Regions from separate parts of the Homo sapiens genome. Here region 1 is linked to region 2. Evidence: chromatin contacts called from ENCODE Hi-C or POLR2A ChIA-PET data. All regions are on one chromosome and are shown on one strand. Each heading gives the region's core, a stretch centred on a gene start or an enhancer-like site at or near the end of the contact. The rest is flanking DNA. Distances are from core to core; before and after follow the strand shown.

Region 1 (6,475 bases), core at 2,628-5,127, 730 kb before region 2:
TTCAGTTTGCTAGCACTTTGTTGAGGATTTTTGCACCTATGTTCATCAAAGATATTGGTCTGTAGTTTTCTCTTTTTATGTCCTTTTCTGGTTTTGGTATCAGGCTGATACTGGCTTTGTAGAATGAGTTAGGGAGGAGGCTCTCTTTCTCAATCTTTTAGGATAGTTTCAGTAGGATTGGTATCAATTCTTCTAGAATATCTGGTAGAATTTAGCTGTGAATCCATCTGGCCCTGGGTATTTTTGTTCTAGGTGGTAATTATTTTTCTTTGAGATAGGGTCTCACCTTTTGCTCAAGCTGCAGTACAGTGGCACAATCACAGCTCACTGCACCCATGACCTCCCAAAGCTTAAGTGATCCTCCAACCTTTGCCTCCCGAGTAGCTGGGATTACATGCGTGCACCACCACATTTGGCTAAATTTTGTATTTTTTTGTAGAGATGGGGTTTCGCCATGTTGCCCAGGCTGGTCTCTAACTCCCGGGCTCAAGCGATCTGCCTGCCTCTGCCTTCCAAAGTGCTAAGATTACAGGCATGAGCAACCATGCCTAGCTGGTAATTTTTTATTACTGATTGAATCTCACTGCTTGTAATTGGTTTGCTCAGAATTCCTATTTCTTCCTGATTCAAGCTAGGAGGGTTGTATGTTTCCAGGAACTTATTCATTTCCTCTAAATATTCCAGTTTTTGTGCATAGAGGTGTTCATAGTAGTCTCTAATGATCTTTTGTATTTCTGTGGTGTTGGTTGTAATGTCTCCATTTTTATTTCTAATTGAGCTAATTTGAATCTTCTCTCTTTTTGGTTAATCTAGCTAATGGTGTATTGATTTTATTTCTCCTTTCAAAGAACCAACTTTTTGTTTCATTAATCTTTTGTAATTTTTGTTTCAATTTCATTTAGTTCTTCTCTGATCTTTGTTATTTCTTTTCTTCTGCTAGTTTTGGGTTTGGTTTGTTCTTCTTTCTTCAGTTCCTTAAGGTGTGATCTTAGGTTGTCAATTTGTGACCTTTCAGACTTTTTGATATAGGGATTTAGTACTATAAACTGTCCCCTTAGCACTGCTTTTGCTGTATTCCAGAGGTTTTGATACCCTGTATCACTATTATCATTCATTTTGAATAATTTTTAAATTTCTATCTCAATTTCATTGTTAACCCGAAAATCATTCAGCAGCAGATTGTTTAATTTCCATGTATTTGTATAGTTTTGAAGGCTCTTTTTGGAGTTGATTTCTAGTTTTATTCCACTGTAGTCTGAGAAGATACTTGACATTATTTTGATTTTTTAAAGTTTTTTGAGACTTGTTTTGTGGCCTGTCATATGGTTTATCTTGGAGAATGTTCCATGTGCTGATAAGAAGAATGTATATTGTGCAGTTCTTGGGTAGAATGTTCCGTAAATACCTGTTAGGTCCCTTTGTTCTGGAGTGTAGTTTAAGACTAGCATTTCTTTGTTGACCTTCTGCCACAATGATCTGTCTAGGACTGTTAGTGAAGTGTTGAAGTCCCCTACCATTATTATGTTACTGTCTATCTCTCATCTTAGATCTAGAAGTAATAGTTTTATGAATCTGGGAGCTCCAGAGTTAGGTGCATATGTATTTAGGATTATAGTATCTTCTTGTTGGATTCATCCTTTTATCATTATGTAATGACTTTTTTGTCTTTTTTCTATTGTTCTTGCTTTAAAGTCTGTTTTATCTAACATAAAAATAGATACTTCTGCTCACTTTTGGTTTTCTTTTGCACAGAATATTTTTTGCCACTCCTTTACCTTGAATCTATAAGAATCCTTATGTGTTAGGTGAGTCTCTCGAAGACTGAAGATATGTGGTTTGTGATTTTTTATCCATTCTGCCCATTTATACCTTAAAGTAGAGCATTTAGACCATTTACATTCAACATTAATATTGAGATGTGAGCTACTGTTCCAGCCATCATGTTGATTGTTACCTAGATATTTTGTTTTCTTCATTGTGTTATTGTTTTATAGACCCTATGAGGTTTATGTGTCAAGAGGTTCTGTTCTGGTTTATATCAACCTTTTGTTTCAAGCTTTAGAAATCCTTTGAGCATTTCTTGTAGGGCTGGTCTGATAGTGACAAATTCCCTCACCATTTGCTTATCTGAACAAGACTTTATTTTGTCTGTATTTATAAGACTTAATTTTACTGAATACAAAATTCTTGGCTGAGGGTTATTCCATTTAAGAAGGCTAAAGACACTTTGGGAGGCTGAGGCAGGTGAATCACAAGGTCAGGAGTTCGAGACCAGCCTGACCAACATGGTGAAACCTCGTCTCTACTAAAAATACAAAAATTAGCTGGGCTTGGTGGCATGTACCTGTATTCCCAGCTATTCAGGAGGCTGAGGCAGGAGAATTGCTTGAACCTGGGAGGTGGAGGTTGCAGTGAGCTGAGATTGCACCACTGCACTCCAGCCTGGGCAACAGGGCAAGACTCCATCTCAAAAAAAAAAGAAGGCTAAAGATAGGATTCGAATTCCTTCTGGTTTGTAAATTTTATACTGAAAAGTCTACTATTTGTCTGATAGGTTTCCCTTTATAGCTTACCTGATGCTTTTGACTCACTGCTCTTAGAATTCTTTCCTTCACACTGACTATAGATAGTCTGATGACTATGTTCCTTGGTGATATCCTTTTTGCAATGAATCTCCCAGGACTTCTTTGAGCTTCTTGTATTTGGATGTCTAAATCTCCAGCAAGGACAGGGAAGTTTTTCTCAATTATTCCCTCAAAGAAGTTTTTCACTTTTTTTTTTTTTTTTTTTTTTTGCTTTTTCTTCTCCTTCAGGGACACCAATAGTTCTTATACTTGTCCATTTTACATAATACCATATTTCTTGGACGCTTTATTCATTTCTATTAATTCTTTTTTCTTTATTTTTGTCTGATTGGGTTAATTTGAAAGCCTTGTCTTAGAGCTCTGAAATTCTTTCTTCTATTTGGTCTAGAATATTGTTAAAACTTTCCAGCTCATTTTGTAATTCCCTAAATCCCTAAATGTGTCCTTCATTTCAAAAAGTTCTGGTTGATTTTTTAAAAAAATCTATCTCTTTAGAAAATATTTCATCTATATCCTGAATTGATTTTTAAATTTCTATATGTTGTTTTTCACCTTTCTCTTATATCTCCTTGAGTAGCTTAATGATCAACCTTTTGAATTCTTTGTCTGGTAAAGATTTCTCAAATGCCAGTAGTAGTAGTAATGAATTGGTCATGTGGACAGACTCAGGACCCCCTGGTTAGCCAGAACGATGCAGGCAATGGTGACAGCTGAGGTCATGCACAAGTTTTCTCCTTCCTTGGTGCAGTGTTACACTACTTGGAGATGCTGTAATGGACTGTCAATTGGCCTCCAGCCAGAAGGTGGCGCTTGCCAAAGAGCACCAGCTGCCGTAGTAGCAGTGGGATTTGTGCTTGCCTCATGTTACCCAGGGGAGGTACTCTGGTGACTCAGGTAATGGGTGGGGCCATAGAGCGCCAAAAAATTTCTGTCCTTTGTGTTAAGCTACCAGAGCAAGTGAAGGAGCAAAGCCAGGTGGCGGCTGGATCAGGCAGGTTCACGCTGTGGCTCCCCACATGCGGGGTAAGCAGTGGCCCCTGTGGGGGTCAGAGAGCATTTTTCTGGCCGCAGGGGTAATGTTGCAGGGAGGGGTGCAGCTGCCTCTGCTGCACAGAAGTCTCTCTACAGGGGTTGGGGAGTAGCAGGCGGCAGTAAGCCCCACCAGCGCCCATGCACTTGGCAAGGCCGGTCCCTCACCCGCAGGGTTCCGCTTGCAGCAGCTCGTTAGAATCCAGGCAGTCCGCATTCAGAACTCAAGACTGCCCCATGCCATAAGCCTTCCTGAAGGAGAGAACAACCAATGCTTTCAAGCCACGCCCCTCCCAGTCTGCCCGTGAAGCAGGGGCGCCCAGCTCCTGCACCCGTGGCTGCAGCACATTTCCCAGTCACTCCTTGGTTCTGCCCAAGGGGGTTTGTCCCCATTCGGCATTATATTGTGAACCCAGTTGGGAACTTCTGCCAACCTGTGACTGCTGTCTGAGTTAGCTGGCAGATTTCTGCACAGTCCTCTGTGAGGTAGGGTCGGGAATGTCTTCCCTCCATCCTCACTGGAGCCTGGGAGTGCATGCAAAGCCCGTCCCAATGATGCTTTTTCTCATACATTCCCCACTGCTCACTAAAATCAGCTCCATTGCTGGATAGGGTTAAGTTCTTCCCTCATGGGCCTCTATTGCCAGATTCCCAAGTGGGAGTGTATGTTCCAGAGGCAATTTATTCCTCTTTCACTCTGGGGAACTTAGTTTTCCACTGGCTTATGGTGTAGGCTGCAGCCCAGTGCTTCTTTCAAAGGGTCAGTGGCTTCTTTCAGTTCTCCTGTTAAGTTCCTGTGTTGCTTCTAGGAGAAAAGTTCACAGTGTGTGAGTCTCTACACACTATCTTGTCTTTCCAAGTGGAAGAGGCATGCTAACACTGCCTCCAATCTGCCATCTTGGGAGCAACAGAGTGAGAACTTGTCTCTTAAAAAAAAGGTGGGGAGGCCGGGCGCGGTGGCTCACGCCTGTAATCCCAGCATTTGGGAGGCCAAGGCAGGCAGATTATGAGGTCAGGAGTTCGAGGCCAGCCTGGCCAACATGGTGAAACCCCATCTCTACTAAAGATATAAAAAATTAGCCGGGCGTGGTGACGCCCGCCTGTGATCCCAGCTACTCAGGAGGCTGAGGCAGGAGAATCGCTTGAACCTGGGAGGTGGAGGTTGCAGTGAGCAGAGATAGCGCCATTGCACTCCAGCCTGGGTGACAGGGTGAGACTCTGTCTCAAAAAAAAAAAAAAAAAAAAAAGTGGGAGGGGAAGCGGTCTTTTGTTTTAGAGATATCTGCTTTAATATGTATGAACAAATATCAGTGATTTGCTGACAAAATGATTTGTCAGTGATTTACTTCAAAGTAATCTAGTGATGCAGGTAAGAGGGCTGAGGGATAATGATGAAAGGAAAATGGGAGGGGTTATAGATGAAACAAGTTTGGCCATGAGCTGATTATTATTGAAGCTAGGTGATGCCTACAAGGGGATCCATACATTATTTTCTCTTTGCAATACAATCCTGACCTGGAGTAAGGTCAAATTTCACAGGTTAAGGGAACAGCCACTCACAGGATGCCTCTTACCCCAGATACCAGCTGTTATATGTTCCAGGGTTCCTGAGCCACCGGTGCTTCTGACCAACTGACCACAAATGCAGGGATTCCCACTAACTCCTCAGGTTTAATAATGGACCAGAACAACTCACAGAATGCAGGCACGCACTATACTTAGGCTTAGTGTTTCATTATAAAAGACACAAACCAGGGACATCCAAATGAAAAGGTGCAGGGAGCAAAGTCTGGGAGGGTCCCAAATTCAAAGCTTCTTTATGCTCAGGACCTGTCATCCTCCTGGCACACTGATGTATGATTATCAACCTGGAAGTTTCCCCTAGCTTTCATGTCCAGAGTTTTTATTTGGGTTTTATTTTGTAGGCATGATTGGTTGAATCATTGGCAGTGTGATCGAATTCAGTCTCCAGCCCCCTGCTCCTTCCTGGGGGTCAGAGGTCAGAAGTCAGGCTGATATCCACATTGCTCAAAGCCCCAACCCTCCAGTCACATGGATGGCTTTTGTGGCATGTCCAGCCCCTATCCTGAGTGATATCATTAACATAAAGTCAGGCATGATCTGAGGATATTATTTCATAGAAATACAGCCTTCCACAAACGTTGGAACTGGTTAAAGAGTCTCTGTAAGACTGTAGTCCTTTCATCTGGTACTGGAGCTTGAAGTCCAGAGGGCAGAGAGTTGGAAAGCGACAATGGATATAAAGTGAGGAAGATCAAGAAAAGACTGGAACCCACAGCATGAACTAGAACCCAGCAGGACAAATTGAAACTCATGTCAGTTCATATTCCTTCTGGTGTTGATAGTGGGGACCCAACCTCATGGAACTAAACACACACACACCAGGCCCAGGAGTCAGGGAAGCTGAGGGAAAACCCAGTGGAAGGTAGAGCAGGCCCAGCTGCCGCTTCATGCTGATGAGGTGAGTCAGCAGATCAGCAACAATGTGTGTGAGCTACAAAATGACTGCAGCTTCCCATCTGCTTTCTGAATCTCACAAGAATCTCCCTCATGGCCCACCATAACCAGAAACATACAAGAAACAAAATTGTGGAAAACGTAGTTCAGCTTAGCCAAGTCAATACATTACAAGGCCACCACACCACACTTAATAAAAAGTAAACATTTGTAAATCAATCAACCAGTGCCTGGAAGTACTTATTTAAGAGCCAAATTATTTCACAAAGTAAACTGAAACACACCTGGTGAATCCCACCCACCACTGGATACATATTTGCATTGCCACCCATTATTCCTTCCCTCTTCTCCTGTAAGAGAATACGATCTCCTACCAATTCTCC
Region 2 (5,887 bases), core at 1,098-3,597:
CTAATACAATTAAAGGCATAACTTTTTTTGGTATAAGTAATGTATAACAGCACAAACATTTTCTTGGTTTACAGTATTCAAAAGGAAAAATATATAAATATTTCAAATTTCTAAAAGTAACATAGGCTCATACTATGTAAATCCAAGTAATTTAAAAACAGTTAGCAAGTAACTTGTACCTCGGTACTAGAGAAGAATTATACAGCTCTACAATGGCTTACAAATAGCCTTCTCTTATCTGGAAGATAATCACTCATAATGAAAAACTATAGTTTATGACAGCAGGTTCTTTCAGATATTTTTCCAGCAAATCTTGAGGAAAGAGTTCGGAGGAGTGGTGTTTTGTAGGCTGCTACTATATTATACCTTATGAGAGCAAATAATTTTGCTCTGATTTGATTGAAGCTTTGCTAATTGGAAATATCTCAGTGAACTCTAAGTTACAGCACAGAGCCTGCTTAAACAAGTAGCTCTAGAATAAAAGAGAAAAATAAGAGAGTACTGAACAAGAATTAACAGTCCTTTTAGGGGGTGCCTGGTAAAGCATTTGGCTTTGGAAATTTGTGAAACAAATGACACAAACAACACCTAGCAGAGTATCATGCCCACTTTTAGATTTCATTGATCCAAAATTAGGTACCCCTGGGAACAGACAAGATTCACCAAGACATCACTCATATTACATCTTTATATTAACTATTTCTTATGATTTCTTTGCCTAAGATGATAAAGCATGCAAATTAGAACCACAAGGGAAATACTCACGTTTGAGGGGTATAGAGGCCTTGTTTATTTACATCCTGGGATCTTAACTCCTGCATGGAGAGGCGGCCAGCACCACCGCTGGAAACTGAACTGCGCTTCATGCTTATGACCTACATTCACGAATTCAGTATTTAAAAAAAACTTTCCAGACAGAGATGGTACATTAAGCAACTATTTATCCTTAAACAGAAAGACAGTCAGGTTTCATTGTTTCTTCAAGATCATCATCTTTCCCCTGGGGTATCTCTTTTTTGTTCATGTACACTGAAGTTCTCATTTGCAAGGAACATCTATTTAATTCCATTTAAAAATATTCAACATAAACATTTATTAACTGCCCACTATATATATAGGGGAGTGTGCTAGGCAATGCAGGAGATGCAAAGACGAGTAAGTTACGGTTTTTGCCTTCACAAGGGTATCCGTGGTAGCTAAAGCCCTGTCTGTTACCCAGACCACATTACTGCTGTTGGCTGTGCCTATTTCAATAGGAAGACAAAAAAATTACCTCAAATTCTCTTATTCACCTCAAAATGTTTCCTTTTCTTTGGTTTCAGAGAATGGAATTATTCTGTTTTCCTAATGTCAATCTCTCCTGCTCTGTCCTTAACCCATTGTTTCCTCAATTACTGCCCTTTTGGCATCAATCTCCCCTTCAACAAGGATAAATCATCCGGTCCATAAAATGGTCTATAGGCTGCCTCCATTTACAAACCACATTAACAGGTCACTCCCTTCACATCTGCTAAAAAATTTGTCTCCTAGGATACACATGATTGACAAAACTTTTGATCCTGTCTCATCTCTGCACCCAGCCTTCTCAGGTCCTGCCCTGGCTTTCAGGAAGGTGACAATCCTTTTACTTCTCTGGGTACTCCTTAGTCTTTTACACTGATTAGACTCTTCTTGATTTTGGCCGCCTATTTCCTCTTCAATATGCGCTTGTTCATCTATTCAACTTTTCCACTCACACCTGTGTGTCCACGTTTAATCTCCACTTAGAATGTAGCTCTCATGATTTAAGATGAAGACTTCTACACGCAGTCCTACACGGCCATAAGAAGCTACACTAGTATTCAGACGCAACCCACCCAACGAGTCCTCTCTTGTCCATCTCTTTCCGCCCCCTTCAATTCTTCCCCGTTTCCTCTCCCGAGCCTCCACTCCTCATCAGTGTCCCCCAGGCCCTCCCCTTTCCTCCTTGGGAAATCGTTGCCACTAGAAATTTAATAGATCCCGTGAAACCAGCGCCTCGCACAGTTTTGGCCTCGAGGCTTCTCCCAACAGCAAACAAACACCAAAACATCGCCTCAGGACCTCTAAATTTAAGTCATTGGCGCCATCACTTTCTTCCTCCAGAACAGCTCTGCAGAAACAAAGTTAATCCGATGTCATTCAGTCACCTTTTTTCCAGTTTCCTGACACGACCCAGGGACCGAATTTCTGTAAACCGTGCAAGTATCTGCTAGACAGGACAGCGGTCATCAAAACACCAGGTCCTTCCTCGGCCCGCCAAAGCCGTTCGAATTTGAAATTCTCCGCCGGCGCTGACGTCATTACGCACGACGCGCGCAGTAACTTCCATGCGACCGCCTCGTCGCTGGAAGGCTGCGTGCTGGTCGCGCCCAGCTGCGTCACCCCAGGAACTGGGGTCTGTGGGCCAGTGTGGCCGTCTCTACGAAGACTGGCACGACCCCTAAAGTTAGGTCGGAAGACCTGTGGGCAGCTTGAGCGCCGAGGAGTGCCCTGAACGCTCAACTCGCCCTGGAAACGTTTTTCCGTACAGCAACATGGCGGCGCCCATGGACTCTTAGAAAAGGAGAAAGCTTTTTCTCTGTGGACTGGAAGGGGCATTTTTCATGATCACTATTTAGATGGGTGCTGTTTTCATGAGGAGAGTCTGGGAAGGCGGCGTCCGCTTTTCTGACAAGGGAAGAGGTGAGGTGGGAGAGGGGCTGCGGAGTGGGTGGAATGGGCTCCCAGGATTGCGTTGGTACGGCTGCCGAAATTCGGGCTCAGTATTTGATCACTTGCCGGAGGCTCACGGTCCTCTGGTGGTGGCTGACCTGTGAGAGGCTAGGAAGAATCCAAGTGTTTGGGGGCGGGCGGCGAGGGAGTGGATGTGAAGCAGAGACGCAGGAGAGGGGTGCACTAACAACAGTAACAGTAGATCACTTTGCTAAAATAGGATTTCCTCGCTGCTGTGAGTTTGAATCCAGAAACAGGCACTGCCCGGTACCTGGAGAGTGGTGGTGATGAAAGATCTCACAGCTCCAGGAAGTCTGGATACTTGGGTCTGGTAGCAATTGTGCCATTAACTAGCGTTGTTATTTTTGGGCAGCTTGCCTTTCTGCTCTGAGTTTCAATTTTCCCGTCTGAATTTCTAGCTCTCACTAGCCATTCCAGGACCCTTTTCACCTCAGCTGTGGCCTATGAAGGGGATGGGGAGGAACCAAGGATTATATTAATATAAAAATTATATGAAAATTAGGCAACCGTCTGATAATAAAAAGTCTCCTTGTGGAATACTGTTAGGTTAAACTTTACCTACAGATTGTTAAATCCTTAGCACTAATGTTTTCCCCAGAAAAGATTAATGGAAACATCATTTGCTTTTCTGACTAGATAGTTGCTGCTTCCAAAGGTGGTTTTACACAAATACAAAATTAAAAACACCTTTAGTACAGAAATAATTGCTTGTATTTCGGTATACATTCACAGTACAGTTCAGCATTTAGTGGTCCTGCTAGCAATTTGCCAGGAAGTCAAGCCTGCCAATTTCCTGATATTCCTGCTGTGCACCCCAACTTCTTAATCCCTGCTGAGGATCTTGAGAAGCAGCAGCACCAAAACCAAAGTAGGCACCAAATTCAAGGTTCTTTTGGTTCCGGTTGTCACATTTCAAGCTAGACTCCAATAGATGGAAGGATGATCACATGTGAGCCCTGTTTAAAACTTCAATTTTTAAGAGCAAGCACAATTGCAGGAAAAGAAAACAATTCAGAGGGATCATGTGTGCTTACAGTTGTCTTCATGTGGCCTTTTCCCAGGTTTAACCACCAAGGACCCTGACAGCCGGGGTGTCTGAATAACCCTGGTGACTCTTTTCACCATATCAAAACCTGAGTTAAAAGGCTGATGATAACAGCAGAAGGTGGCAGGGCTGAGGACCCACTATTAATTTCCTAGGCTGGTGGAGAGTGAATAAATGTTCTTCCAACCTTACCTTATGGCTTCTGGTCAAAGCAAAGAAGTGTCGTGGAAAGTGTTGGGTGGTGACAGTGCAAAAAGAGACTTGACGGGGAGGGAGCAGCATCTCTTGATAAAGGTGGGGAAGAGAAGATATGGGGAAAGCCCTGAATTCCTCATGGAAGGCGAATCTCAGAGGGGAGCGGAGCAGAGGGCTTATGATCTGTGCTTTGGCCAAGGGTGGGAGTGGAAGAGGTGGGGACAGGACAGTGGTTTGGAAGGAGCATCACTGAATACTTAAACTGAGTGCCCACACACTCAGCAGTGGTCCCACAGGCTGTGATCTTCACGTCTACTCTAACAAGCCTCCCAGGCTAGAGGGCTGTTGCAGTGGGTGGGGGTGGGAGGAAGGGAGAGCGGTAGGGGGAGAAGGCGGAGACTCCAGGCCATGTAAGGAGAAGCAAGGTGATTGTGTGGTCTTTCCACAGTTGAATTAGATGTACCCCACCAGTTATGATGGGAATCAATTTAAATATACTTGCTTGATCCTGTCGCTTGACAGGATGATTTGTTATAGCACAACTTACATAATTCAAATGGACAAAAAAGTTAGTATCATTCACAGTATCTTAAGATACATTTCTTTTGAATAGGAGCATCCTTTCTAGTACTGTGAGGTCTACAAGATGTATCTAGAAAATTTACTACTGTTGAAAATGAAGACTGCTTAAATTGAATGGGTGTGGGGAAAAGGGACTATGGTTTTTCTTTTTGATTAATTACTGTAACAGTGTCTTTCAGGCTGCTGAGGGAGTTTCATGTTTTCTTTAGATGTCATTAGCTGTTCAACCTCTTCCAAGACAACTTTGATGCTATCTGAATTCTGCTATTTAGCTAGCACTGAAATGGCTCTTGAGTCCACCACTCCTTTAGAATAGCATTAATTTTTGTTACACATCTTACAAAGGGGAGTGCTGCTGGGTATTTAGGTCCACATTCTATTTTAAAGCTGTATATTCAGTTTTTGTAAATTGTTCTTGAAGGCCCAATTATCATCCCTGTCCATTTGGTAAGTGTCATGTCTTTATCATCTTCTAGACTCTAGCTATCTGTGCCATCTCATACTCCCTTTTTTTTTTTTTTTTGAGACGTAGTTTCACTCTTGTTGCCCTGGCTGGAGTGCAGTAGTGCAGTCTCGGCTCACTGCAACCTCTCCCTCCTGGGTTCAAGTGATTCTCATGCCTCAGCCTTCTGAGTAACTGGGATTACAGGCGCATGCCACCAAGCCCAGCTAATTTTTGTACTTTTAGTAGACGCAGCGTTTCACCATGTTGGCCAGGCAGGTCTTGAACTCCCGACCTCAGGGGATCTGCCCGCCTCGGCCTCCCAAAGTGCTGCGATTACAGGCGTGGGCCACCATGCCCAGCCACTCCTTTCTAACCTTCAGGTTCTTCCAACAGTTGGAAATTGAGAGGTACTCCTACTCCTGAGCCTGTGGTGACTGCCATCATGTGTCACTGTCACTCTTAGGCTCGCCCCTTCTTCCCTCTAATTCATTTCTGACACTATTTCTATCTTTAGATAGTGTCACATCTCCCAAATTCATTGTACAGACATGAATGATTACATCATTGGTCACTGGTGATCAACTCAGCCTTCATCCCTGCACTCAGTAAGGCTACAGGGGCGGTGAGCCAGGAACTGTGGATGAAAACCAATGTACATCATAATCTCACTCATGGAGTTAGAAATTTGAATCTAAATGCTGTGATTATTAATTGTGCCATTAAGCACTCATTTATTTCTTATTCTGTCCCCTCTTAAGTTCTCCACTGCACTGGATTTAGAAAGCAATATCTAGAACTCTAATCCATCTTTTGAAAAAAGGTTAGTTCTGAGAAACCTAGTTATCCAAGGGGTACTGCTCAGAACC

The links. Hi-C counts contacts between places; a loop is a spot of excess contacts on that map. ChIA-PET counts read pairs that join two places held with the same protein, here RNA polymerase II (POLR2A). Pooled maps may share reads with other maps.
Region 1: a loop to region 2 is called in a map with no recorded cell type, with 7 times the contacts of the local background. The contact joins the enhancer-like site here to the promoter of METTL4 in region 2. A Hi-C loop is called at or near these places in 1 of 37 single-sample maps with no recorded cell type and 5 of 50 pooled maps. POLR2A ChIA-PET finds 5 or more read pairs at or near these places in 1 of 52 experiments (activated naive CD4-positive, alpha-beta T cell).

The regions. Positions count from the first base shown.
Region 1 is chr18:3,294,498-3,300,972 of GRCh38, reverse strand. No RefSeq gene overlaps it. Among named protein-coding and RNA genes, the nearest start is that of MYL12-AS1, 35 kb to the right of the region's middle. RefSeq lists enhancers at 3,688-3,767, 5,928-6,222. Within about 2 kb of position 3,877, at least 21 of the 41 ENCODE cell types and tissues checked have a DNase peak (open chromatin) inside an H3K27ac peak, as active enhancers do.
Region 2 is chr18:2,567,965-2,573,851 of GRCh38, reverse strand. METTL4 (methyltransferase 4, N6-adenosine) reads left to right here and starts at 2,347. Exons shown (of 9, transcript NM_022840.5): 1 at 2,347-2,703. NDC80 (NDC80 kinetochore complex component) reads right to left here and starts at 2,295. Exons shown (of 17, transcript NM_006101.3): 1 at 2,169-2,295; 2 at 766-875. The coding sequence starts at 866. It also overlaps the pseudogene LOC100128926. RefSeq lists enhancers at 2,290-2,449, 2,332-3,254.